2 separate regions of the Homo sapiens genome follow, and region 2 is linked to region 1. A link is a contact called in ENCODE Hi-C or POLR2A ChIA-PET data. All regions are on one chromosome and are shown on one strand. The core of a region is the stretch at or near the end of the contact, and the rest is flanking DNA. Distances in the headings are between cores, read along the strand shown. Region 1 has its middle 160 kb from the start of MAF. Region 2 holds the start of LOC124903729 (a long non-coding RNA gene).

The links. A loop is a pair of places that touch in the nucleus more often than their neighbours do. ChIA-PET counts read pairs that join two places held with the same protein, here RNA polymerase II (POLR2A). Pooled maps may share reads with other maps.
Region 2: a loop to region 1 is called in a map of CD8-positive, alpha-beta T cell, with 3 times the contacts of the local background. The contact joins two enhancer-like sites. A Hi-C loop is called at or near these places in 1 of 168 maps with a recorded cell type or tissue (CD8-positive, alpha-beta T cell) and 2 of 50 pooled maps. POLR2A ChIA-PET finds 5 or more read pairs at or near these places in 1 of 52 experiments (PC-9).

What each region holds. Positions count from the first base shown.
Region 1 is chr16:79,433,913-79,440,621 of GRCh38, reverse strand. It overlaps a transcript of MAF not described here. Among named protein-coding and RNA genes, the nearest start is that of MAF, 160 kb to the left of the region's middle. Within about 2 kb of position 2,026, at least 12 of the 41 ENCODE cell types and tissues checked have a DNase peak (open chromatin) inside an H3K27ac peak, as active enhancers do.
Region 2 is chr16:79,504,764-79,512,203 of GRCh38, reverse strand. LOC124903729 (a long non-coding RNA gene) reads right to left here and starts at 6,657. Exons shown (of 2, transcript XR_007065128.1): 1 at 6,496-6,657. It also overlaps a transcript of MAF not described here. Within about 2 kb of position 2,848, at least 7 of the 41 ENCODE cell types and tissues checked have a DNase peak (open chromatin) inside an H3K27ac peak, as active enhancers do.

The sequences.
Region 1 (6,709 bases), core at 777-3,276:
TCTACTAAAAATACAAAAACTAGCCGGGCATGGTGGCGCATACCTGTAGTTCCAGCTACTCAGGAGAGTGAGGCAGGAGAATCGTTTGAACCTGGGAGGCAGAGGTTGTAATGAGCCAAGATTGCACCACTGCACTGCAGCCTGGTGACCAAACGAGACTCCGTCCCAAAAGGAAAAAAAAGAAGAAAGAAGAAAGAAAGAAATTAGTTGAGGTTGTGCTGCACCATGTACTCATGCACCTGGTCGGGACTTCCTGTGTACCTACTGTGCGCTAGGCACCACACTGGTACAAAGGCAACTCACACAGCCCTTCCACTGGGGTGCTCACCTTCTGGCTCTGTGAATATGGTGTGTGCTTCAAGGCAGCATGTGCTGGGGCCCAAGACAGCTGCAAAGCCAGGGCAGCAAGAGCCCCCTTTTCTGGCTTTTCTTCCTTATCATTCTTAGAAACACACCATCTATTGCTTCCTTCCTGCATCCAGGTGGTAGTGGTGCAACTCAAGGGAAAGGAGAACTTGAACCATGTCCAAAGGGAAGGAATGTCATAATTAGGGAAGTGGAAAATAGAACTGAGCCAAAGGAATCTGGTTCTGACTGTGCCTGTCTGTTCTCCAGACTGTAAATAGGGACCTCAGTGAAGCGCCTGTGGCCAGAAGACCTCTCGCATCAAAACAAAACAAAGAAAAGCAAATCAACAACAGCAGCAACCCAAGTCCCTGATGCACTGGGTTATGTCAAATTTTATTTTCTGTGATTAATATATTGGTCTCTTTGGTTGCCCCTGTGATCTGTTTCGGTCGTTTCCATCCCGTGACTGCTGGGCATCTCCTATGCAGAATCCATGCTGGTGCTTCCAGCACTTCCTCTGTTGGCTTTGTCATCTTCTGTCCTCACTCTTACTGTGGTCTATGTAACATGGACCTCTTTCTGAGTGAGTGTCTATGGTTTTGCATCTTTCCATCCAATGGAGCAGAGCAGACTGTTTTTGCAGCAATATACTATTCCTTGGAACCTTTGTTTTCTTATCCAGAGCAAGAAGAGATTAATAAATATTAAGTGCTGGCCAGGCGCTGGTGGCTCACACCTGTAATCCCGGCACTTTGGGAGGCCGAGGTGGGTGGATCATGAGGTCAGGAGATTGAGACCATCCTGGCTAACAAGGTGAAACCCTGTCTGTACTAAAAATACAAAAATTAGCCGGGCATGGTGACGGGCGCCTGTGGTCCCAGCTACTAGGGAGGCTGAGACAGGAGAACGGCATGAACCCGGGAGGCAGAGCTTGCAGTGAGCCAAGATTGAGCCACTGCACTCCAGCCTGGGTGGCAGAGCAAGACTCCGTCTCAAAAAAAAAAAAAAAAAAAAAAGTAAGTACCTACCCCATAGGACGATAGGGATGGTGAAAGAGGTGGACTTGTGCAGGTGCAGTGCAAAGAACTGCTTAATACACTCTTATTCTTGGTACGTAAATGAACGATGAATGAACGCAAGGCAGTGCTGCGAAGTGCAGTGCCCTAGATTAGGATGTGCAAATCCCAGACTCAATCCCTGCCTCTGCCTCTTGGAGCTAGGGGACACGACAATATCTTTAAGATAGAAGGGGCTTTGGAGGTGGACAGGCCTGAAGTCAAGCTTGATTATGGCTCTTTCGATGTAATTGTTAATCTTAGGATGTCTCAGTCTCTCACATGATGAGGACAATAATTAATTCTACCTACCTCCCTGGACGGTCCCAGGGATGAAAAGTGGTGTCTGTGAAGTGTGGCAGAGCGCACACATGGAATACGTGCTTGAAAAATACCAGTTACTGTGATCATTATTGCTTTCCTTTTATTTCTTCCTAGCGCTTCTTTTCATTAGCATCTCAATGCCTCTGGGACATGGGCAGGGATCATCCAGGGCTCAGGGAAGGACGGAGGACCGTGCCAAGAGAAGGCAGACTCTGCACGACCTCGCTGGCTGTGCAGACTTAGAAAACTGATCCGCCCTCTCTGAGCTCCGCCCCCTTCCCTCCTCTGTGAAATGGAGGAAACAATCCTGTCCTCGAGGTTCCCGGGAAGATAAAGTGAGGAATGTCTGCAGGAGCCACTGACGCAAAATAAGTACCCAGCAAATGCCACTTCCCACTGCCCCGTTCCTTACATAATTCTCCGCAGCCTCCTCCAGGCTGTTATCTCCTTGGCAGTGAAGCCGGGCGCTGTCTCTTACCCACATGCCCCAGTTAATATTTCAAACGTCCTGAGTTTCTAATTGTGGCGAAGCCTAAGAGCCACCTAATCCGCCCGTGTATTAACTGCTCTACCTCCAAACGGGTGCCTCTGGTCCCAGGGCTGACACTGCTGAGTTAATAATGACTCGATTCATTCCTCACGCCAAGTGCAGGAACCACATAATCTGCGGGGCAGAAATAACTCCTGTAATTGGAAATGCCTGAGGGAACCCCCCACAAAGGGCCTTGTAGCTTGGCATGTGGGAACCTCCTGCCCCCACTCTCTTCCCCCTGCCCCCCCAACGCCACGGGGCCTCTGCTGTTTTCTAAAGCCTGCTCAGACCTGGCGTCTCTAAGAGACAGGCTCTCCAAGGGATGGCATTCCAGCCCCAGAAATATGCTCAGTAGTAGCCCCGGCTTCCCGGTGCCCTGGGGCCGACTCCTGTCTCCACAAACAGGCCTCCTAGAAGCCCAGGCCAGCAGCCCCTGCAGAGGCGGAAACCTCCCGCCTGGCCTGTGTCCCACTCTAGGTGAAAGGGGAATGCGGCCCACGTCTCAGCATGTGGGAACCCCCTTCCCAGCCAAGGCAGAAGTTTCTGTTGTGAGGGAGTGAAAAGGAAGTGCTAGGATTGAGCCTGCCCAATGCCAGCCTACGGTTTCTCTCAGTGAACTTAGTGAATGTCATGGCCGAGAAGCTCGTGCTCTGGAAGCTAGCAGAGAGTAATGCCAGGGTTTTCAGAGGCCAGTCCCCTCCACGGTGAAGCTGGGTGACCGGCATGAGCTCTCGGAGGTGTCCTTTCCTCAGCTGTAAAATGAGGGGGCACACAGGCCTCCTTGGGGGACTACATGGGTGGAATGTGCAGTGGCTGGCTCTGGGTACCTCCTCAACCACCTTTGTCTCCCTCACTGTAAAATGGGATGCAAAGTCCCATCAGCCCGACTTTAATGAAGTTGAGACATTCTTGAAGCATTTCAAGCAGGATGTGTGGCTGTGTCCCACACCTGTACAATCTCAAACAGGCCACACGGTGGTTGTGCAGCCTGGGGTTCTCTTACACCTGTAATGTACGTCTTCATGTTCCCGTTTTACACGGGGGATTATTTAATCTTGGATGACATGTAATTTGCACGAAGGAGAGCTAGGATTGCAACACAAGCGAAGATGACAGCAAAGTGTCCATTTGGTTTCCTTACAGCATGCTCTCTTCCTTACTCCTGTCTGTAAAATATACAGAAATGCACACACACACACACACACACACACACACAGAGAGAGAGAGAGCTTTCTCCCATTTTAGTCTTTAACACATGCCTTGAGAGTGGGCAGGGCAGATGCCGAGGTTATTAACAGTGTGGGGGATACATGACCATTCATGCACGTTCAAACTACTTCTGAAAGCCCTGCTTGTGACTCTAAAGTGCGGGATTTCTGAACAAATAGTCAGATCTCTCACTTTCAAAGGAGTATCAGCCATTTAGAAAACAGGCACCTTGGGAGACTTTGCCCAAGACAGTCAAAAGCCTGCCTGCGCTAAGTGTTGCAGCGTCGAGCCTGTGTGTGCAGACTCTCCAGATGCTGGGTCCTGCATGGCATGGTGGAGTGCTGGAGATGCCAAGGTGGAGACCCAGCTCATGTTTCCAAGAGGGCATCACGTCATCTTAGGGGAAGATGACCAGTGAAACCGACAAATATAAAGTGTGACATGTGGGAAGGGAAAGGTTAGCCCAAGGGTCTCCCTTTTAAATGTCTTTGCAACCAACAAGCCCTTTAGAAGTGATCTCAATTTGGTGAAACCCAGAAAAGTGAGTTACAGTCAAGTCTGGTGAACAAAATGATAAATAACCCTTTGGTGTAAAAATAAGCAGCAGTGAGAAGAAAGCAAGAGAAGCACTTTTCTTGTGTAATTGGCACCCCAGTTCCCAATGGGTCATCGGCAGTGTTATTTGAGAAGCGTTAACGCACATGTCTGATGCACAGTAGGTGTTTTGCAAATGTTGTTTAAAATGACCTATTTTAAAAATAAATTAATCTCAGCCAGACGCGGTGGCTCACACCTGTAATCCCAGCACTTTGGGAGGCTGAAGCGGGCAGATCACCTGAGGTCAGGAGTTCAAGACCAGTCTGGCCAACATGGCAAAACCTCATCCCTACTAAAAATACAAAACTTAGCTGGGTGTGGTGGTGAGCACCTGTAGTCCCAGCTGGTTGAAAGGTTGAGGCATGAGAATTGTTTGAACTTGGGAGGCAGAGGTTGCAGTGAGCCGAGATCATGCCACTGCACTCCAGCCTGGGTGACAGAGCTAGACTCTGTTTCAAATAAATAAATAATAAAAATAAATGAATCTCATTTCTCACAGACTTTGCTCTTTTTACAAATTGAGTCATAGGTTTTGCACATGAATGGGTGAAATCTTCTCCAACCGCATGCCTAAAATCACAGGGCTTTTGGTTTTGGCTTCCTGCACCCTTCTTGCTAATGAATTTTCCAAAGAGCAGGTCCCTTACCTGTGAATTGAAGGCCAAGCTTTCCTCACATGCTTTAGCAGACTCCTCTCTGAGTCCCTGGAGAAAAAGCCTTTGTTCGAGTTCAAGTTCATGCTTTTTAGCTACGAAGTATGGAATCTACATGGACAAATAACGAAGGATATGGTCAAGACAAATGCACATCTCGGCGTGAACTGGGGGAGACTGGCTTGTAAAGCCATCAACTCCTGGTGTAGGGACTTGAAAGATGAATTTGGGGAGAACATAGAAATGCCCTGAGAAGAGGACTAAAACTGCCACTGGCCAGCTGTGTGACCCTGAGCAGACAGTTCCAGCTTCCTGAGCCTCAGTTTCCCCTTGGGAAATGCAGATGAAAACAATAGCATCTACCTCATGGCCTGGTTGTAAGGCATGAATGACTGAATGTACATGAAGTCTTGGGACATAGTACAAGCTCAATGAATAGTAGCTTTAAAGAAGATTTCGCTATTGACCGCATCTATTTGACCACAGAAGGTACCTGTTTTCCTAAATCTAGGGCTTTGGCCTTGAATTCCAGGAACATCAAGGCTTTCAATCCCTCATTGTAATTTACAGGAAGATTTCAAAGAAGAATCTGTGTATATATGTGCATATGGTATGTGCCAACACCTGGTTGTGAATATGTGTGTGTGTGTGTGTGTGCACAGTCGCAGGTGTGCTTGTATGTGTGTGTACATATATGTGTGTACAGCTGTGTGTGTATATATGGACGTGTGTCCGTGCATAGGTATAGGTGTACTGCGTATATGTGTAAGTGGAGCCCTTGCATGACAGACTTCTTAGAGCAAGTCATGCCAGTCTAGGACAAAACAGAGTCTTCGTTGATGGGATGTGTCAACTCACTTCGCTTCTCCACACTCTGCTGGGACCCAGAAGTGATCACTCCCAACAGATAAGCAGCCGGATCTGGGCCCAAGTGATCTCATCACCAGTCGCAGACCATTAACAAATCGTTGCCTCCCTGGAATCCATTCCATGGCTAATGAAGCATCCAGTACCTCGATATGGGTTTCTGCCTGGATTCTAATCCATGAAAAGCTGAGCTCTGTGAACAGGACCAGAAAGGAACTAACCTTTGTGGATATTCTACTCTTTTCTTTATAATCTTTTAAAATGTAATATTTATATCATTTCCTATTCTATCATATAATCTTTAATAGGAAATAAAATATGTATGAATGATGATGTTCTCTATTAAAACTGTATATAATTTATTAAAATGGTATCTCATCTACTTTAATTATATATTATTTATTAAATATATATTGTGCTTTAAAAGTATATGTATACTTTTAACAACATAATCTATAACATAACATATGATATAAAACATCCCATATAAATTTAAGGACTGGCTCTAGTGAGCCAATGGGAGCTCACATCATAATAGGCTGGAGCTGGCTTGTAGCAGCCCCCAAGAGCCAATTGTTACATTTTCAGGTATTTTGCAAAAGCTGGTTGACTTCACATTGGTAGCTTGAAATCAGCCACCATGAGAGCATTTACACCATAGAAATTGGCAAACTTTAAAATTAAGGTTCCCCCTCTCTCCATGGTGAAGTCATCATTAAACATTTATAAGCACGTCACCGTGTGTGTGTATGTGTGAGCTTCACTGAGCTTCAGATAGGTTAGTCACCAAACATACATCATTTTCTTATTTTATTTAACCTTCACTGCAGTCTTCTGGCCCTGGCATTTCCTAGCTAGTGATGTTGAGAAAGTCACCTCATCTTGCATGGCCCAGTGTGCAGTTGCATGGGCTGTTTCACTGCACAACTCAGGGAGTGACATTTATGTCAAAGCCTATTTGACTCTAGTCTTCACCTATGCAACGGGGAGAACAGTCACTACCACACTACCTTGCCCTGAGGATGCTAATAGATCATGGGGCACAAGCTCCACATGTGGTGGGGCCTGGTAGAAGAAGAAAAGGGAAAGGTAGGGACTGTGGCCTATGTCCCATCTAAAGGAAC
Region 2 (7,440 bases), core at 1,599-4,098, 71 kb before region 1:
GCCTCTAGCTTAGATCCAAGGGTAGAGGATGAAAGATCTGTCTTTCAAGATAAAGAAAAACATTGTCATTCAAAGAGCTATGGGATTATGAAGCAGGCTGTCTCTACAGGTAGTGAGTTCGCCATCACAGGGAATAATCAAAAAGAATCCATAACAAGGAATATTGGAGAAGAAGTTCGTGCACTGGGTGTCAGGTTAGAGAGATCACTTCTCAACTCTGTCCCCTGAGATGTTGAATATATAACAGAGCAGCAGTCTGGCCAATCTGTGACTGGTATTTTGCTGCAGCTAATCAAGGTGGCTTATGTTTGCAGACCGAAGCAGAGGTAAATATGTAGAATTTATTACCATGAGCTCTGAAGCTAGATGGAGATGAATTCCAATGTTGGTTCTAGTGTGAGATGTGTGACCCTGGGCAAGTTTATTGATTTTCTCTAAGCCTCAGTTTCATCCTCTGTAAGCTGGGACTCACCTATCTCACAGGAAATTTTGCAGGCCCAATGGGCTACTGAATGCCGATTGGTGAGCACTCAATAAATGGCAGAGATATATGTACCATACATATTATCTTAAGTGCCAGGATCAGGCTGCTGGGAAGCCAGTAACATGCTTCTTGTGCATGTAACACCGCACACATCTCTCTCCTGGCTCTAAATGCATTCTACGTCTCCCTTATTTTTGAAATTAAAATTTGTTAAATGCAGCAATGTTTTTATTGTCAGTTAAGATGATAAAACTTTCCTGGGCAGTCTGGCCTTTTCAGAAATAAAGACCTGAATTTGTTAGTATTTCTATTCAAATTTTGGACTCTCATATAAGTAAACCATTCCCTCTCTCTCTTTCTCTCTCTCTTAAATCACATACACACAAATACTAGTATTTTAAAAAATACATTCTCTTGGCTATGAGAATGACGTGTTGGGGGATCTTTTCTTTCCTTTTCTTTTCTTTTTTTTTGAAAAGGAAACTCCTTTTCGGGGTTGGCATGACATTAATAAAAATAATAAGGGAGAAGGTTTGGAGAGAAAAGGTAAATAAGGCAATTCATACATCATCTGCAGGAGACACAGAAGTAAGGCAGAGAAAAATCACCACCCCGCCATTGTGCGCGGGGAGATTCTCATGAGTCAGCTCATTTGCTGCTTTCTGGCCTCCCAGCTGCCGCTGCAGTGGGGTTGACTATATCTTCTAGGTGCAGGGGGCCAGGTTTGGAACCCACTCACAATTAGCTGGGCTTCTTTTCTGCAACCAGTGCTGATAGAAGCATCTCTTCACATATAGCAACTTAAAATTCAAAAGAATCCCTCTCTGTCCCAACCACACATATAGACACACAAATGCACACTTGCACACACTTGGACAGTGGTGACCTTCAGGGCCTGCATGCAGAAATGACCAGCTACCCAATGTGTGGGGCCCAACACAAAATGAAAATGTGGAGCTTCTTGTTCAAAAATTATTAAAATGTCAAGACAGCTACAGCAGAGCATTCGATGTGTATGTCCCCTTTGAGGGCACAGGTCACAGGCCCATGAAGCTGTCCCTATTGTGTGCTTGTTTAGGTCACAAGTCTTCTGGGTATGACAGTAAATAGATCCCAGGGTGGCTTTCCATTGTCCCTTTGATGAGCAACTGCCTTAAAAGTGTGTGCAATGGAAGGAAACAGAACCTTCCATTCTGGAACCCAAACTCTGCCTCTATTCTGGAACCCAAACTGTGTCTCCATCCCAGAACATCTCGAAAGAAGCAGAGGCTGTTCTGAAGGGTGGGGTGATAGTCCCCAGACTGCGGGGAGATACCACACCTCCAGGACCAGTTAGAAAACATTAATAAAACCTCAGAATTAGACAGCTTTACAATCAGAGGATTCTCGAGAAACAGTCTCTCTTCTAGTGTCCTCATTTTCCAAATGAGAGCAATGAAGAAGCCAAGAGGAGGCAAATATATGTTCAATAAAAATAGGCAATATTTATTGAGCCCTTTTGCTGTGGGCCAATGTGCTTCTAAGCACTATATTTGCCTTTAACTCACAATCCATACAGGGGATAAACACAGTTGTTGTACCCATTTTATGGAGGAAGAAACTGAGGCTTAAAGTTCGGTAGCCGTCCTGCAATCGCCGAGCTAGTAAATGGCAGAGTTTCTTACAAACCTGATTCCAGTGACTTTGTAACTGTTCTGCCATGTCCAAAGCGATTTAGGAAGAGTCCCTGCTTCCTACGGCAAACTCAGGATACCCTCCGCTATCCTTCAGCGGTGAGTCCCTTCCCTGGGGTTTTCTGATATTCCCTTTCAACCCAGTTGCTCCATGAATTCTGGATGTGGCTCTCTCTGACAAGTTAATTCTCACCAGTAGACACAGAAGAGGCATTGATAAGAAGAGGCTCATCAGAGCCTAAGAAACAAAATAAGTTTGGTGCTTTTGTGGATAACAGTGGAGTGATATCAAAACCAGGCCTAAAAGAGCACGCATCCCCAGAGAAATTGAGGGAGAGGCAATGCCATGCCAGGCCCTGGGCCCCCACTGTGAATGAATTACACGCTCAGGCCAAGGTAACGCAGGCCTTGGCCAATATCCCCAGGTCTTTCCTGCCCTGTGCTGGCCCAGACCCGGCCCTCTCCAGCCAGGAATGGGAAGGCGGGTGGGAGGCGGGAGAGGTCTGCATCAGAGTTGGTCTCAGAGCCCCAGCAGGGCCTCGTGTTCCATCCAGCAAGGGCCCCGCTGCCAACATCCTTGCCAGCCAAGCTGTGTAAACATTCGAGCTCTTCTGGCAAAAGCTGACGGCAGAGAGGGAAGAGACAAAGGCTTCTCCTCCCAGGACTGGATGTGGGGAATGTGCCCCGCTTCTTGTGGCTTCCTTCCTCACTGCCTCCTCCTTCCTGGGCTGTGCATCACAACCAGGGCCTAGAGGGCTTTGTTAGAGACCAGCATGGTTCACGTCTCCACTTCTCCTTTTCAAAGAGAAGTCCTATTTTTATTCTGCTTCTGCTTAGAATGCCAAGGGTTTGCTACCACGCCTCGGAGATGGTTTCACCAAGGCAGCAAAAAAGTCAAGTAACTTCAGCAGTGCAACCTACGTGTGTCCAGGGTAAAAGCCCCAAAGGAGATAAACAGAGATATAAATATGAAGACTAGAGCAGTAGCTATCATGAATTATAGTTATTATTTTTTAATTGAGGTGAAATTCACTTAACATATAATTATCTGGTTTAAAGTATACAATTTGTTGGCCTTTAGCACTTTCAGTGCCAGGCAGACATCACCTCTATACAGTTCCAAAACATTTCCCCCCATTCCAAAGGAAGCCTCATACCCATTAAGAGTCACGCCCCATTCCCTCTCCCCGAGCCTTGGGAACTGTTAATCTACTGTCTGTCTCTATGGATTTGCCTCTTCTCGACATTTCAGATAAATAGAAACCTATGAGACATGCCCTTTCTGGTGTGTCTTCTTTCAATTACCATAATGTTTTTGAGGTCCATGCAAGTTTTTGGTTTTTGTGCAAGATTTTCCTTTATGTAGTCTGTGCTATATGTAATTTACTTTAAGTCAGTATAGGGTAGGAAAGTGGGCTCTGGTAGGATGGTAGCTGTTGAGCCCTGGCTGGAAACGGCATATTCAGCCGGAAGAGCTGGGGAGCCTTTGGTGCAAAGCAGGTGCCAAGAACGCACTGGAGAGGGAAGCAGAAGCAGTACTGCTGAGCAGCGCCCTGGGACTGGCAACAGCAGGAGTTGCTACACTCTAGGCATGAAGGGGCAAGGCTAGGAAGGAGTGACCTACACCCAGGAGGAGAGAGGCCCATGGAGAAAGCAGTTCAGTGGAGACCCCACAGAGAGGGAAGGAGTCAGGGAAATGAATACTCAGTTTCACTCTGCTGCCTACCTCCTGCGAACACTCCCCATTGGCCAAGTCCAACAAGAAGCCAGAAGACCTGAGAGGTGCTCAGCCAATCCAGACACCACGCGGCCTCCCTGGGTGAGGCAGATTTGAGCAAGGGAGCACAGTGGATCTGGAAGGGCAGAATTATCCCCTGCACAGTGGCTCAGGGTTTGCAATGAATGACTCCCCGCTCCTTCCAAGGGTTGCTCCCATGCTGCGCCTTCTTCCTTCCCCGTGGTGGAGACTCTTCTTCCATCCCTTTTTCCTGCTGCAAATCTAGTCCTCACGTCCATGTCTCCTGCTCTGCTCTGATCCACCATCCTCTCACACTGCAGGACTGCGGCCATCACCAAATAGGCCCTTTCCCCCACTTAAAAAGAATGAGATTTTCATGAAACCCAAGTCTAATGCTTTCAGGTAATAACAATTAGGTATTTTATATATTTTTATAATGGATGCATACAAACTCCAACAGAAGAAAATGCTTATGAGTACTAGAGAAAATGGGATATTTGGCAACCCTTATTGCAGTGACTTACATGCTTATCAGTTCATTTACGAGATTTCCCAAACACATGTTGAGTAGAAAAGTAGGATGCGGCCGGGCGCGGTGGCTCACGCCTGTAATACCAGCACTTTGGGAGACCGAGGCGGATGGATCACGAGGTCAGGAGATCGAGACCATCCTGGCTAACATAGTGAAACCCCATCTCTACTAAAAATACAAAAAAATTAGCCAGGCATGGTGGTGGGCGCCTGTAGTCCCAGCTACTCAGGAGGCTGAGGCAGGAGAATGGCATGAACCCAGGAGGCAGGGCTTGCAGTGAGCCGAGATCATGCCACTGCACTCCAGCCTGGGCAACAGAGTGAGACTCTGTCTCAAAAAAAATAAAAAAGTAAGATGCAAGGGCTGGGCTTGGTGGCTCACGCCTGTAATCCCAGCACTTTGGGAGGCCAAGGCAGGCGGATCACAATGTCAGGAGATCAAGACCATCCTCGCTGACACAATGAAACCTGGTCTCCACTAAAAAAGTACAAAAAAATTAGCCAGGCATGGTGGTGGGCACCTGTAATCCCAGCTACTTGGGAGGCTGAGGCAAGAGAATGGCATGAACCCGGGAGGCAGAGCTTGCAGTGGGCCGAGATCACGCCCCTGCACTCCAGCCTGGGCGAGAGAGTAAAACTCCATCTCAAAAAAAAAAAAAAAAAGACGCAGAAAAGTTAATTAAGCATGGTTTATTTTTAAATAACACTAGTGGTACACACAAACAGCAGAGGTTGACAGATAGGAAGAAAGATAGATATTATTCTAGATTTTATTTATAAGAGCAGTCTTAGGTTTACAGAAGGAATGAGCACAAAGTACCCAGGAGTTCCTATACACCCCTCTAAGTCCAGTGCTGGCATTTCTTTGGTTTCAACCCTTTATTTTTGTCCATTCCCACTAAAAATAAAATCCAAATTTCTTATCATAGCCTTTGGGGCTCTTTCTGACCTGGCCCCATCTTGAGTCTACTCCCCATCTCTCTTCTTCACTCCTTCAGTGGCAGCATCATTGGTTCTCTTGCTGTTTCATCACCCAGTGAGACCCTGAACAGCTCACAGACCCATGCCCCTCTAGGTGCACCATGCACACAGCATGAGTGTTGCCTCAACACAGTTCCATCCAGCCCCTCCTGTGAAAAGTAAAATACTGCCTCTGGGTCTTGGCCTTCCTCTCTGGCCCCTCTTCTTGGTTCTACACTTCACCGTCTTCCTTTTTATCTACCAGCCCTGGTTTCAGGTCTTCCCCACATTCTCTCTGCTATGCATGATTCCAGTTCCCATGCAGGAGAGCCTCACCCTTTATGGGTGCTGGGCTGGGGATCTTCAGCTGCTGCTTTGCTTGCCAAAGACGCTAAGAGATATTGGTCATGGGCACACACTCTGAGGTTGAGCCACTCTCTGTTCAAACCCTGAGTCCTTCCCCCAGGAAATAAAAAAATCATGGGCAAAGGAACCCAAGGCCTTGGACTTTGCCGAGCCTCAGCTTCCTTAGCATTAAAATGAGGCTACAGAAGGCATCCATTTCAGATGTATGTCCTGGAAATGGAATACAAAGAAAGGACTTGGGACAATAGCTGGTTACAGAGTAAATATTCAGTTGATTTTACATTTTTAGACTATCATTAATCCAACTCCAAGAAATCTCTTTCTTATTGCATATTTCACTCTTGGGGATCAAATTATGCTGCTCAGTAGGAGAGACATCCTTCCTTATAGCCTGGGAAAAAATGACGACTTCTCCTCCCTCTTCTTTTCCTCCTCTCTTTCCTCCTTTTCTCCTTTCCCCTTCCCTTCTTTTGCTCCTTCTCTATTTTCTTTCTTTCTTTCTCTTTTCCTTCCTCTTCCTTCTATCCATTGTTCTTTGCGTTGGGTGTGCAGATTTTGTCTGCCATGTCCCAAGTTCTCCCGCATTCTGGTCACTGCCACGTGAATATCTCTTGCTTCTTTTCTCATGAGTGCATTTTTATCCCCAGCTCCCTATCCCCATGGCCTCCTGGCCTCAGGCCTTCCAGCCTTCCAAGGGACCGTTTGGCCACAGGAATGCAAGATGTAGACCCCAGTCGCCTCACCTTATTTGTCTTGCTGGCCACCTGGGCAACACTTAACAGCCCTGGTTTACCGTCAGGCCCAGAGACCAGTCGTGGCTCCCTCAGTGATGCATCCCTCGGGCCCTGAAATCTGCATTGTCTCCGGTCCCTGCGCCCTGGGAGTGGCTGTTTGTCTTAGTGCTATGCTTTGGACAGGAAGCAAGAGCTTCCGGACATACTGGTGATCAGAGGACTCTTCCCCTAGGAACAACGGGTCCCCTTTTCTGTGGCCTTTTTATAAATTTTAATCTTCCTCCTTTGACAAGCTTCCCCCCTGTCCCGTGACTGAGGGACAAGGACAAACCAGCCTCACAAAATATACAAAACCCTTCAAATTGTCACCTTGCAGTAGAAAAGCCCTTGTTACTTAGTTGCCCCTCACTCTGTAGAGGAACACTGGGGCAGGGAATGAAATCCATAATCAGGATTTCCAGATTACATTTTGAATTGTGTTTTTTGGCTGTTTTTCAGAAAAGAAAAATGTCAATGCTTTACAAAATTTTGTGAAGCAGCAATATCTTCCACCTGTTTTCCTCCTACTTGGAATTTTTAGTTTAAAAATGAGTTAATAAAATAACTTACCTTGTAGGTAAGATCTGTGTTTGAAAACGTAGCTGAAGACAAGGCTGTTCTCAGTCATCCTCAGGGTTTTGTTTTTCTAAAATGTGAAAAATGCTATAAATACTTGCAGATGAGGGCATACTCCAAAAGGGCAAATGTGGCAACCCCCAAACAGAATTGGACACCCCTGAGAAACAGAATAGTAACTCCACACTGTGTGTGTATGTGTTTGTGAATGTGTGTGTTCGTACAAGGCATTCATACAAGTCATAGTCTTGTAGTCAAGGGAAAAGAGATGAGGAAAATGTATATTGTCCCCTCCAAACTCTGGCAAGAAAATACAGAGAACAGCTTCTTTAGTCCAAT